Linked DNA regions of Mus musculus: region 2 is linked to region 1. Evidence: chromatin contacts called from ENCODE Hi-C or POLR2A ChIA-PET data. All regions are on one chromosome and are shown on one strand. Each heading gives the region's core, a stretch centred on a gene start or an enhancer-like site at or near the end of the contact. The rest is flanking DNA. Distances are from core to core; before and after follow the strand shown.

What was found. Hi-C counts contacts between places; a loop is a spot of excess contacts on that map. ChIA-PET counts read pairs that join two places held with the same protein, here RNA polymerase II (POLR2A).
Region 2: POLR2A ChIA-PET joins it to region 1 with 18 read pairs in embryonic stem cell. The contact joins the promoter of Aars here to the promoter of Il34 in region 1. A Hi-C loop is called at or near these places in 4 of 37 maps with a recorded cell type or tissue (T-helper 17 cell, mouse embryonic stem cell and regulatory T cell). POLR2A ChIA-PET finds 5 or more read pairs at or near these places in 4 of 5 experiments (Patski and embryonic stem cell).

Annotation. Positions count from the first base shown.
Region 1 is chr8:110,803,613-110,809,275 of GRCm38, reverse strand. It overlaps Il34 (interleukin 34), which reads left to right and starts at 3,352. Exons shown (of 7, transcript NM_001135100.2): 1 at 3,352-3,542. It overlaps Gm15895 (a long non-coding RNA gene), which reads right to left and starts at 4,080. Exons shown (of 2, transcript XR_003947455.1): 1 at 3,781-4,080; 2 at 1-2,358.
Region 2 is chr8:111,032,430-111,037,539 of GRCm38, reverse strand. Aars (alanyl-tRNA synthetase) reads right to left here and starts at 3,698. Exons shown (of 21, transcript NM_146217.4): 1 at 3,277-3,698; 2 at 467-631. The coding sequence starts at 610.

The DNA.
Region 1 (5,663 bases), core at 2,103-4,602:
GTTAATTACCAGGGAAAGGAAGGACAGTTCTTCAAGGACAAGGTGAAGGATTGAGTATGGAAGAGGAGCTACTGCCCAAGGACCTATAAATGATGTTAGCAGGAGTCACCACTCCTGACACTTGGCCCAACCCTTGGGTACAAACACAGGCAGACCTTTCTTTGCATTCCAGGTCAGCTAGGGATCTATGCAGTGAGACCCTGTTTAAAATACACAAACTCACAAAACGTTTCTAACAAATAGGTGAGGCCGAATGACTTGTTTAAGGGGACACCGTGGCTCTTGGAGTGCATTGAGCAAGCAGGTAAATAGGGAACTGCCTTAGCCTTGTCAGAGAGGCTACTGGGGACTGAGAAAAGGAGGGTCAAGTCAGGACCCTGAGTCATTGGTTTACTCCTCCCTCTGTAAATCCCCTGCTACTTGGATCTAAGAAACTGCCGAGCGGCCTTCGCTTTCCCCTGACCTCACGGGGCAGAGGGTTTGCAGATGTTGCTTCCTTTGGAAGATCTCTTGCCAAGAATAGCATTCCTGTGGGGAGGGGGTTCTAGTTGGCCTGCTCCTGGAATGTTGCTGTTTTGGGTTTGTATAAAATGTATTGCTAGCAGGACATCTGCTGGAGCTGGGGGTGGAACTCCTGGTTCCCTGGCTCACAGGGAGAGAGAGAGGGCTGATAGCCAGGATGTTGGCTGCTCCCAGCCTTTCTTGAGAGCCGGAAATGCTGAGGTATCTTTTTCTTTCATCCACCCGGGCTTTCCGGATCTGTTAATTCCTTGCTTCTGTTTTCTATTCAAAGTAGAAATGCCGTGTTTGCATGAGTCACCCAGTCCCTCATCTACATATGAAATACTGTATATGTGTGTATATTTTAAGTTTATGCATGCTTAAGATTAATATCTTGAAAGCTTGTTCAAAAAATGCTGTGGGAGAGCAGATTGTTCAGTGTGGGGCACATGGTAGCAATTCAGTGAGCACTTAGACCTGTGGCTGTTGGTTTTTGTATTTGGGGTCCTGAGTTCTAGTGAACTGAAGACAGCACAAGCCAGCAGAGCTGTTTCTTGGGAAACTTGAAAAGCCAGCATTGGAAATGCTATCCCTAGGTTGGAGGGGAGGGTGTGGATAACCTGACATTCCCCCACTCGGGACCGTGAGCATAGTCTTGAAGCCTTGAACCTAGAAGAACTTAGGGCCATGTCTGATTTCCTCAGGTCAGAAAGCTTGGGAACTTGTGGGGTGGGGGGACCCAGGAAATCCCAAGTCTAAAAGCAGAGGCAGGGTTGACAGTCAATGTGTCACATTGGGAAATGAGAAGAAACATAGAAACGTGTCACCATGGCTCTTGACCCAGCTCAAACATAGAACTTGTCTAGGTATCAGAATAGACACCTGGTAACCCACCCAAGATCCTTTTGAGTATTTCTGAGTCTGGTGTAATCAGACCTAAACCTCACTAGCTGTGACTAGTGTTTGTTCAAAGCAAAACAGCAAGCATTAGTTGAGTTTGGAAGTTACAGCTTTAGAAAACAGACAGATGAACATCTGCCTTGAGGTGGCTGAAGGGCTGTCTTCACCATACCCTGCCGGAATCCAGAGGTGGCCAGCCTCTGTTTCTGGCCCTTTCCTGGCTCTCACATTTGCAACCCACAGAGCCACCCAGCAGGCACAGCCCCTTCTGAGAGACTAATTGTTGAGATTTCCCTTGTTGGGTTTTGTTTTTACATTTTACTTAGTGGGCATATATAGACATGTACATAGTCTCTTCCATGTGGGACTTTCAGATCAAACAGGTTTTCAGGCTTGGCAGCAAGTTCGTTTACTGGCTGCATCATCTCGCCAGCCCAAGAGTTGGTCTTTGATAAGGTTTAGGAAGAGTTTCATAGACTCCTTTTGAAAGGCCGGAGTAACGTGTGTGAATGGGACAAGTGCTAATATTTACTACGGGCTTCAGGGACTGGTGCTGTCCGAGAGACACACTGGGGACTCTGGCCTTTAGGTAGGCCAGGCTGTAACTAGAGAAGGCAGCTTTGCTCGTGAAGCTTGGAGAAACATCTGCAAGAGGCCATGTGGCAAAGAAATCTGTGGAAAAGCAGTTGACAGTGGAGTCTGATGACTTACTTGAGTGTGGCTGTGGTAACAGGAGGGTTGGCTGTCCTGAGCTCTGCAAGACCTGATGCCATCTTCATCCTGAATCAGCAGCCTATAAATTGAGCACTTGGAGGAAAGAAAGGACAGCACACCAGGTCCAGAGGCTCTGAAGAGTGGCATCTTGTGGCTGTGTCCCCATCTCTACCTCTTCTGTCTGACAGGATAGCCTTGACAGAGCTTTTGTGGAGGGCCTTTGTGGTGTGGTCCCAGTAGCCACTGCAAGGGGGGATGGAGAGTTAGCTGGGTGCATACCAGTGTGGGCACATTGTCTTCCTGCAAGTTCAGGGAATCCAGTTCTCTCAATCTAATTAAGAACGCCTTTCTTGAACAACACCATTCATTAGCATTTAGAATAGGGCAAGCCCTTGTGTCCAGATCAGCATTCCCAGACTAAGCTGTGTGGAGTCCCTTGAGTGGCCCTTTACTGAGAGAGGCTGTGTTTAAGTTGAGGAAAGCTAGTCTTCCTCCCTTGTTGATAACGATGCCTTCAAAACACCACCACTACCATTGCTATGTCTAGGTGGAAGAGCTGAAGGATCTTTCAGGGGATGGAAGTCACCACCTGTAACTACTCCAAAGACAGTCATAAAATTAGGGAAGAGTGGTGGCACAAGCCTATAATCATAGCACTATAAAGTCAATCTCTAGACTAATTTGAAGCTAGCCTGGGCTATACTGGGATACTAAAAGGTTGGCAAAGAAAGAGATGTTGTCCCAGCTGCACAGGGCCTTGTCACTATTACCAGGAAAGCAAAAGTGGCTATGTCTGCAGGTGTGGCTCAGAGTCTTCAGAGGTTCCCATGAGGGTTGTCTCAGGCTTTGGTGTTAGACCTCAGTAAGCAGCTGTGTGTGTTCTTGGGTAAACTACCTCCCTGCGCTCAGGTCTTGTCTGTAGACAGGTTAACAAGCCAAACAAACAAACCAAAAAAACAACAAAAAAAACCTCTCCTAGGTCCCATCAGCTGTACTCAATTTTGTAATGAAAGAGGTATTCCAGGTATTAAAGAGAGGACCTGGAATTTTCCCCTAAAAACCAGTTCAATCTACATAGAAACTAAAGATACCCCAGATTCTAGAGACACCCCATATTCACCCTCAGGGCTGTCCCCTTGCCTTGACTGACTGTGCTTGATGCTCCCTCCTACTCCACACTCCAAGACAGGCTGGGGCCATGTGGCCCCGCCCCACCCTGCCCTTGTTAGCTCCGGTTCTAGAAACAAATCTGAGCTGCTGTAGCGTGTGTCCCCCGCCCTCCGAGAAGACTGTAGGCTGAACACACAACAGCCTGTCCCACACAGCATTTACTGCCACAGCCCCCAAGGCACCTGCTCCAGGCCTTGAGCTGCTCAAAGCTTCCGGCGACGGCGACTGTAGAAGCCCACATCCTGGCAGGTGAGCAGGTAAGCAGAATGGATGGGTTTCTTTCACAAGGCTGCTCCCTCCCCGTCGCAGTCTCTGAGGGCCGATTTAACAGGCAGAGAGACTTGAGCCCCAGTCGATAAGGTGCTGGCTAAGAAGCTCTGAAATGGTATGAACTCTGCTGCGGGGTTTTTTTTTTTTTTTAATTTTTTTTCATCCAATGATTTCGCAGCCTTGCGGGAGAAAAATAGAGCTGTATAACTTATCAAATTGACTTACCTGTGCTTCCGTCCTGGTTCTGTCAGTTGGCAAATGCAATCTCTGAGTGCTTTTGGCTTCCTGGAACTGAACATTGCTTTAGCTCTTTATACCTTATTGTGCCATGTGCATGAATTATTACTTGTATAAACTTCCTTGTCAAAAATTAATTGAGGCTAGCTGGCATGGTGAGGCACTCTGGAATGCCAGCACATGGGAGGTGGAGGTGGGAGAATTAGTCACCCTTGGTTACTTAGCAAGTTCAAGGCCAGCCTCAAATTAAAAAAAAAAAAAAAAACTTTAAAAGAAAGGAAAACACAGGGCAGGGAGAGAAGTGTTTGCAGGGTGCTGAGGACCTGAGTTCTTTCTCTAGAACGTGTGTGAAGAAACACTGGGCATGGTGGCATGTTTGTAATCCCTGTGCTGGGGAGGTGGGGACAGGTGGATTCTTGGGGCTTGCAGGCTGGGCAGTCAAGCCTGCTTGGCTAGTTCCAGGCCAATGAGAGACCCTGTCTCAAAGAAAGGTGGGCAGTGACTAAAGGAATGGCACATAAAGTGATTCTCTGCCCTCTGCATTGCAACACACACACACACACACACACACACACACACACACACATACACACGGAGAGGGGGGAGGGAGAGAGAGAGAGATTGCATAGGTGAGCCAGTGTTTTAGAAATTATAATGAAGTGCTTCTACTTTTACACTTTGCTTTTTGTTTGTTTGTTTTGGGTTTTTTTTTGTTGTTGTTGTTGGGTTTTTTTGTTTTTGTTTTGGGTTTTTTTTTTTTTGAGACAGGGTTTCTCTGTGTCGCCCTGGCTGTCCTGGAACTCACTCTGTAGACCAGGCTAGCCTCGAACTCAGAAATCTGCCTGCCTCTGCCTCCCGAGTGCTGAGATTAAAGGTGTGCACCACTGCCCGGGTTTTTGTTTTTGTTTTTTTTTAATTAAACAGGGTCTTACTGTATAGCCCTGGCTGCCCTGGAACTTGCTATGTCGACCAGGCTAGCTTCAAACTCTGCCTGCATCTGCCTCTACACCTGGCAATAACCATTATTTTAACAATCTACGTGGCGTTGGCCACATTCACAAACTCATCTCAGAATGTCTTTGGTCCCAGTGAAGTTCAGTTGTTCTTAGAATGTTTTTGCAACCAGCAACTTGGCCTCCGTGGAGGACTGTGAAAATAAATTCCATCTCAATGAACATATTCAAACCGCCACGCCACCTCAGCCGCCTTCCACAGCATAGACCTAGGAGGTCTCAGGAGGAGCAGAGAGAGACCTCAGGAAGCCTGTAGGTGCCTCTCCTGGTCCCCACTGCACAGCTGCTGTGGTGGATTGCAGGGGAAACATGTGGTGCAGCATAGTGAGCCTCAGCTAAGCTGATGGATCCCGTGCGCTTTGCACCTCTTGCTGGGTCTGGCAGGCCATGGGCTCTCACTACATACACCTCAAGTGCCTTTCCTGTGACATGGAAACGAGAACACCTGTGCAGAGTTGGCAATGAGCCACCACAAGTAAACATCTGTCTTTGTCAAAGCTTCAGGGAAAGGTACCAGAGCAAACATCAGAGACAGGTAGAAAGATGCATTCAAGCCGGGCGGTGGTGGCGCACGCCTTTAATCCCAGCACGTGGGAGGCAGAGGCGGATTTCTGAGTTCGAGGCCAGCCTGGTCTACATACAGAGTGCTGTCCAGGACAGCCAGCGTTACACAGAGAAACCCTGTCTCAAGAAAACAAACAAACAAAAACAACAAAACAAACAAACAAACAAACAAAACAAAAGACAGATGGGTTCATTTTCTCAGCCAAAATATCTTCTTTTGATCTTTTTTAGCCTTGCTGTTCATTTTGCCTCCTCCCCAGAGCTTATTCTCCACCTAGAATAAATACCTGGGGC
Region 2 (5,110 bases), core at 2,449-4,948, 230 kb before region 1:
CCTTAAATTCTCTTAAAGTTTTCTTCCCTTCCTTTTTCCTTTCCTTTCCTTTCTTTTTCCCTTCCTTCCCTCCCTCCCTCTTTCCTTCCTTCCTTCGTGACCCTGGCTGTCCTGGAACTCCCTATGACCTTTTTAGTGGAGAGCCACCTGCCTCTGCCTCTTGATTGCTAAGATTAAACCTTTCACCACTATACCAGGGCTATCACTGGGCCTATCAAATTCTTGATCTCAAAGACCATAAAAGAAAAGAGTCTTTCCAAGACTCATTTAAAAATGAACTCCTTGGCCGAATGTGGGAGCCATGTTCCCAGCCCCTCTGGCTTCTAACCATCACACAGAAACTCGGGCTCACCACGGAAAGTCACTCGAGTTTACCTGCTACTTTATACAGCCCAGGCTGTGCTTTCCGGCAGCTCTGCTGCCCTCAGCCAGCCAGGCAGGCAGAGAGGAGGAAGACGACCCTTACCTGGTTCATGCCAGCGTTGGCGAAGAGCAGAGTGGGGTCATCCAGAGGGATGGTGGCGGAAGAGTGGACATAGGTGTGCTCATTTCGTCTGAAGAAATTTATAAACCGCTCTCGGATCTCTCGTGCTGTTAAAGTGGCATCCATTTCGGAAAGTCTCCTCGGGAACTAAAAGGAAGAAGGAATGACGACGGCAAGTTAGGGAAATAAAAGTAAAAGTGGGGATTACACAAGACTCGTGTCGTCTCAAGCCAAGTCAAATAGGTTAGCTGTTTCTTTGATCCTAAAACTTTCCTGTTGCAATGTCCCAGGTTACAGTCACCCTCACTGGGAAATCTTTGCTGCCTCAGCAGACTGGCCCCGGCTGTCTTCCCCCTGTTGACCCGTCAAGCAAAGCAAGGCTCTTCTTCATGGTTTCATTCATTAACCAAATACGCACTGAGTACCTACGGCTAGGAATCGGCAAGGGTCACCTCAACAAAAGGGGAGTCTGTACCCACTGGCCTCTGAGGAGCTTCCAAGCTCTTTGTTAACCTACAGGCTGAGGCTTGTCCAAAGTTCCATATCCCCAAAGGCACAGGTGCCAGGTTTGGGCTGACACTTGTGTCAGTGGCTATGAACCCAGGGATAAGCCCATCTGTGCCATGGACCACCCTAAAGTATCAAGAATGCATCAACCTCTACGTAGCCTAAACCTTCAGAGCCCTAGCTGGGAAAGAGCCGGGTTCTAGCCATGATATTACGAAGAACTGGGGCTATCTGTATACAGCATCATTTCGAAATGAGTATGCTATTGGAAGAACGAGTCCGGGGACTCAGAAGAGGCAGAGGTTGAGAAAAGACAACTTTATAGCGTCAAAACGTTTTTATGTGCACCCTCAGGTCCCTGAAAGGCAGGGAGTGTGTAAGGTGGGGATGACAGGTTTTGGTTGGAGTGCACCAATCGGCGTCTAGTGCTGTAGTGCTCTGCAGTGCTGGGTGTCCTGACAAATGAGAACTGTCTCATTTTTGACATCATCTAAACATCTCTAGAATTCTAGAGCCAGCTCTAAACTTAACTGCACCACTTTAGCTTGAGTTTAGTGTCTGTGTGGAACAGGACCTTGTGAGCATCAAAAAAAAGTTATTGAACTGGACACTATTTTACGCCCATTAGCACAGAGTTTTTAAACACACCCGCAAAGCACATGACATCCTGACTCAGCCAACCACAACTCCAAATGATCTACTTACAACTTAGTCTATCACTCTGACAGAAGCCCCAAAGGGGCAAAAAGATGGTGACACAGGCTGAGTGTGTGTGGAGGGGTGGGGTGGGGGGTGGGGATGGACTTGCATTCCCACAGGATCTTGCTAGTCACCATAAGGAGTCAAGGTTTTCAGAAATCTTGTCACACCGCCTTCTCTTTTCAGCCCTCCTTAACAATGGCTACAGTTCGACTTTACCTTTAGAGTCATTGTTGCTGAAGAAAACAACCTGCTTCTCTCCACAGACAAGCTGAGGGAACATTACTTTCTAGAGCACACTTGAACCTCCCACCTTTGCCTAAGTAATGAATGAGGACTGTGTGCTAAGAGCCAGTGGAGAACCAGTGCCCCCATAGGGTGGCCACTACATACAGACTACACCAGAGTTGTATACTGGGATCTAACATGTCCATTACCCTATGAAGACTGAAGGCTGTTGAAAGCTGTGTCCCCACTCTGACCATCCCAGAGCTCGGGAGGCTGAGGAAGGAAAATGGAGGGTTGGAGGTTTCCAGGTCAGAGACCCAGCCCCCAATAAATAAATAAATAAATGAATAAATAAATAAAGTTTCCAACATTAAAACTTGTTCTTTCCTCAATATACATAACACGTCTGTAGCAGAGGCAGGTCCGAAAACAGTACATCCCAGCAGGGGCTTAAAAGGCCTTCAGAACTTTTATTTATTTGTTTGTATTTGCAAGCTTGGGGCCAGACCCAGGGCCTTGAATTACAAGGTGACTTCAGCCACAGGACCTTGTAACATATTTCCATTTACAAGCTAGCCGTTCTGCCTGGCCTCTCCTTTCCCTTCTTCCTAATGAGGTCGTTTTGATCAATCACAAAGAAACATACTTAAGCAAACCTTTCCTTTCTTCACCAGGTCTCTCCTCTTTATACTGTCTCCTAGCCTCAAATGATTTATTTGGTGTGACTATTTAATGCTCACCTCCCAATCACAGTCTATGTTACATCTCAGTAGGAATCCTGGCTGGCTTCACTTCACCGTTACAGTGTATTTTCAGTATCTAGTAAAGTGGTCGTCACCCATGCTCATGATTAATTATACTAATCTGTAAATAGCATGCTCTGCACTAACATACTCCAAAGCACACCAGGAAACTTAGACTGTTTGAAAAAATTGCTGAATATATTTGTTCGGGTGAACCTGAAGGTATCAACTATTCTGTTTTTAAGAATCGAATCGGGCCGAGGGTCGTAGCACACGCCTTTGGTCCCACCACTCTTGAAGATCTCTGTGAGTCGAGACCAGCCTGGTCTACATAGTGAAACCCTGTCTCAAAACAGCAACAGAAAGAAGCGAGTCTGGAGTGCTGGCTCACGCCTGTAATTCCAGCACTTGAAATGCTGAGGCAGGAGAACTGCCGCGAGTTCAAGGCCAGCCCGGGTTACAGAGTTGAGTTCAGGCCAGTCTGGGGTAAGGTGTGAGAACCTAATAAAGAATGAATGAAGATGCCTCTTAGAGAGACTCCATTTATCTTAGTCACCCTGCTCTTCAGGCCTGGTTCCCTAACCCCCTAAGAGATTAAAATTAGAGGAGACAAACCCTTAGCTCTGGGTGGCGACTGAAGAGCAACCGCGATCTTCCCAAGGTCTTGGTCCTCTGCAAGTCCACCAGAAACCACACCACTCTCAGTGCTCCGAGGGAATAGCAAAAGCTACTCTCGAGATCCGGCTCCTGCGGAGACCGGGTCCTGACCCAGGCCAGGGGCGGGACCGCCCGGCAGCCCGCTGCAGCTGCCCCTCCCCCTCCAAGCGCCGGCTCTTCTCGTAGAGCTCTCGGGGCTCACTTGCTTTTTTTCCCGAGGGTCCGGGTCCCCAGGTCCTTCCTTGCCCGGAGCCCACCGCCACTCGCCGGCAGTTACCTGCTCCCTCAGATGCGCACAAGAAGCTATACTCACCCGCCACAACCGGTGCCAGAGCCGTACCTCACCATCCAATCAGAGCGCTCTGATGAAAAGTGACCCGCTACGCCTTGTCATCCTCTGATATGATTGGTCCACTGGCATGCCAATCATTCGGAGCGCGAATGAGCTAACAAGCCGGTTTCTGGGAAGGCTCCTGGGCTCGGCTGATGCAATGCTCAAGAAAGCTAGGACATGGAGTGTCACGTGACAGGGTTGACTATTGGCTTCAGGAGGCAGACATTTTGGGTTCTATTGGCAAAGCCCTAATAGTTGACAGTTAACAAGAGGAATGAAAACATGAATTTGGTGGCGATCACAGATTTTGGCATAGAACTGTTTAACTGCAAAGTGATACACGTACCTCAAAGGTTCGTTTTTCGGCCTTTTGAAACGGAGCAAGGTGGTCTTGAAATCAGGGGATTTGCCAGTCTTGCAGGTGTGCACCAATCAAATGTTCTTATTGTTATCGCGTATAGATCGGCATGCCTTCTTTAACGGTACCCTGGACTGAAATAAGTGCTTCAACCACGCCGAAGCGCTTTGGCACTGACTGATACGTCCGGTTCTCTCTTTGAGACAGGGTCTGGATAAATTGTCCAGGTTGGCCTTGAATTTTTCACTCTTGTCTTAGCCTCCGGAGTAGGAGGCAGTACAGTCCTGTGACATTAGGCATAGCTTTATATTTGTCCTTCAGGTCCCAATAAGAAGAAATTCGGGTCTTGATTTTGAAGAGGAAGAAATGACGTAACCCAAGTTAAAGGACATCTGTCCCTCTGTTTGCTTTAGAAAACAAGTCAACATTCTTAGGAAACGCCTACAACGGTGACGCACATCCATAGTCCCAGCACTTGAGAGCCAAGAGGATCAGAGCTTAAGGCTACCCTTGGGCCTTGGGCACAGTCTCAAAATAACACACACAAAACCTAAAATCTATAGGTAAGGCATCACACTAAAAAGTTCACACACCGTTTAATTTTTAAACTGTATTATCAGGTCTGCTAGTACCACTTTTTCACAGATGAGGAAACCCCAAATTACACGAAAACTTTTTCATGATGTACAGCTTTACAGAACAAAGAGAGTCATAAGTCAAGGTAATTTTAAAATATAGTGATGGTTATATCTGAAAGGCGACTATAGCAAGATGGAAAGCTTTTCTATAGACCCAAGATGTTATCTGATGGCATCTTTAGCTTTTTGGATGGTGGAAGCCAGTGGTCTGGTAAGTTAATAGATTCCAAATGGTTTCTATCTGTTAGTACAAGACTTTATTAGTTCAAACACAGAAATGGACAAAGAATGGTTGTTTTCAGAAGGCCAGAACTAGTCCAAGACAAATTCAATTAGCCTGTGAGCTTACGACATTCCTGTCTTCACAGTACTGACCTCAGATCTAATCAGTCAATTAGTATCCACAGACATAGTATAGTCTCTTTCCAGTTTTTGTTCACAGCTATATACCAAGACCTTGTC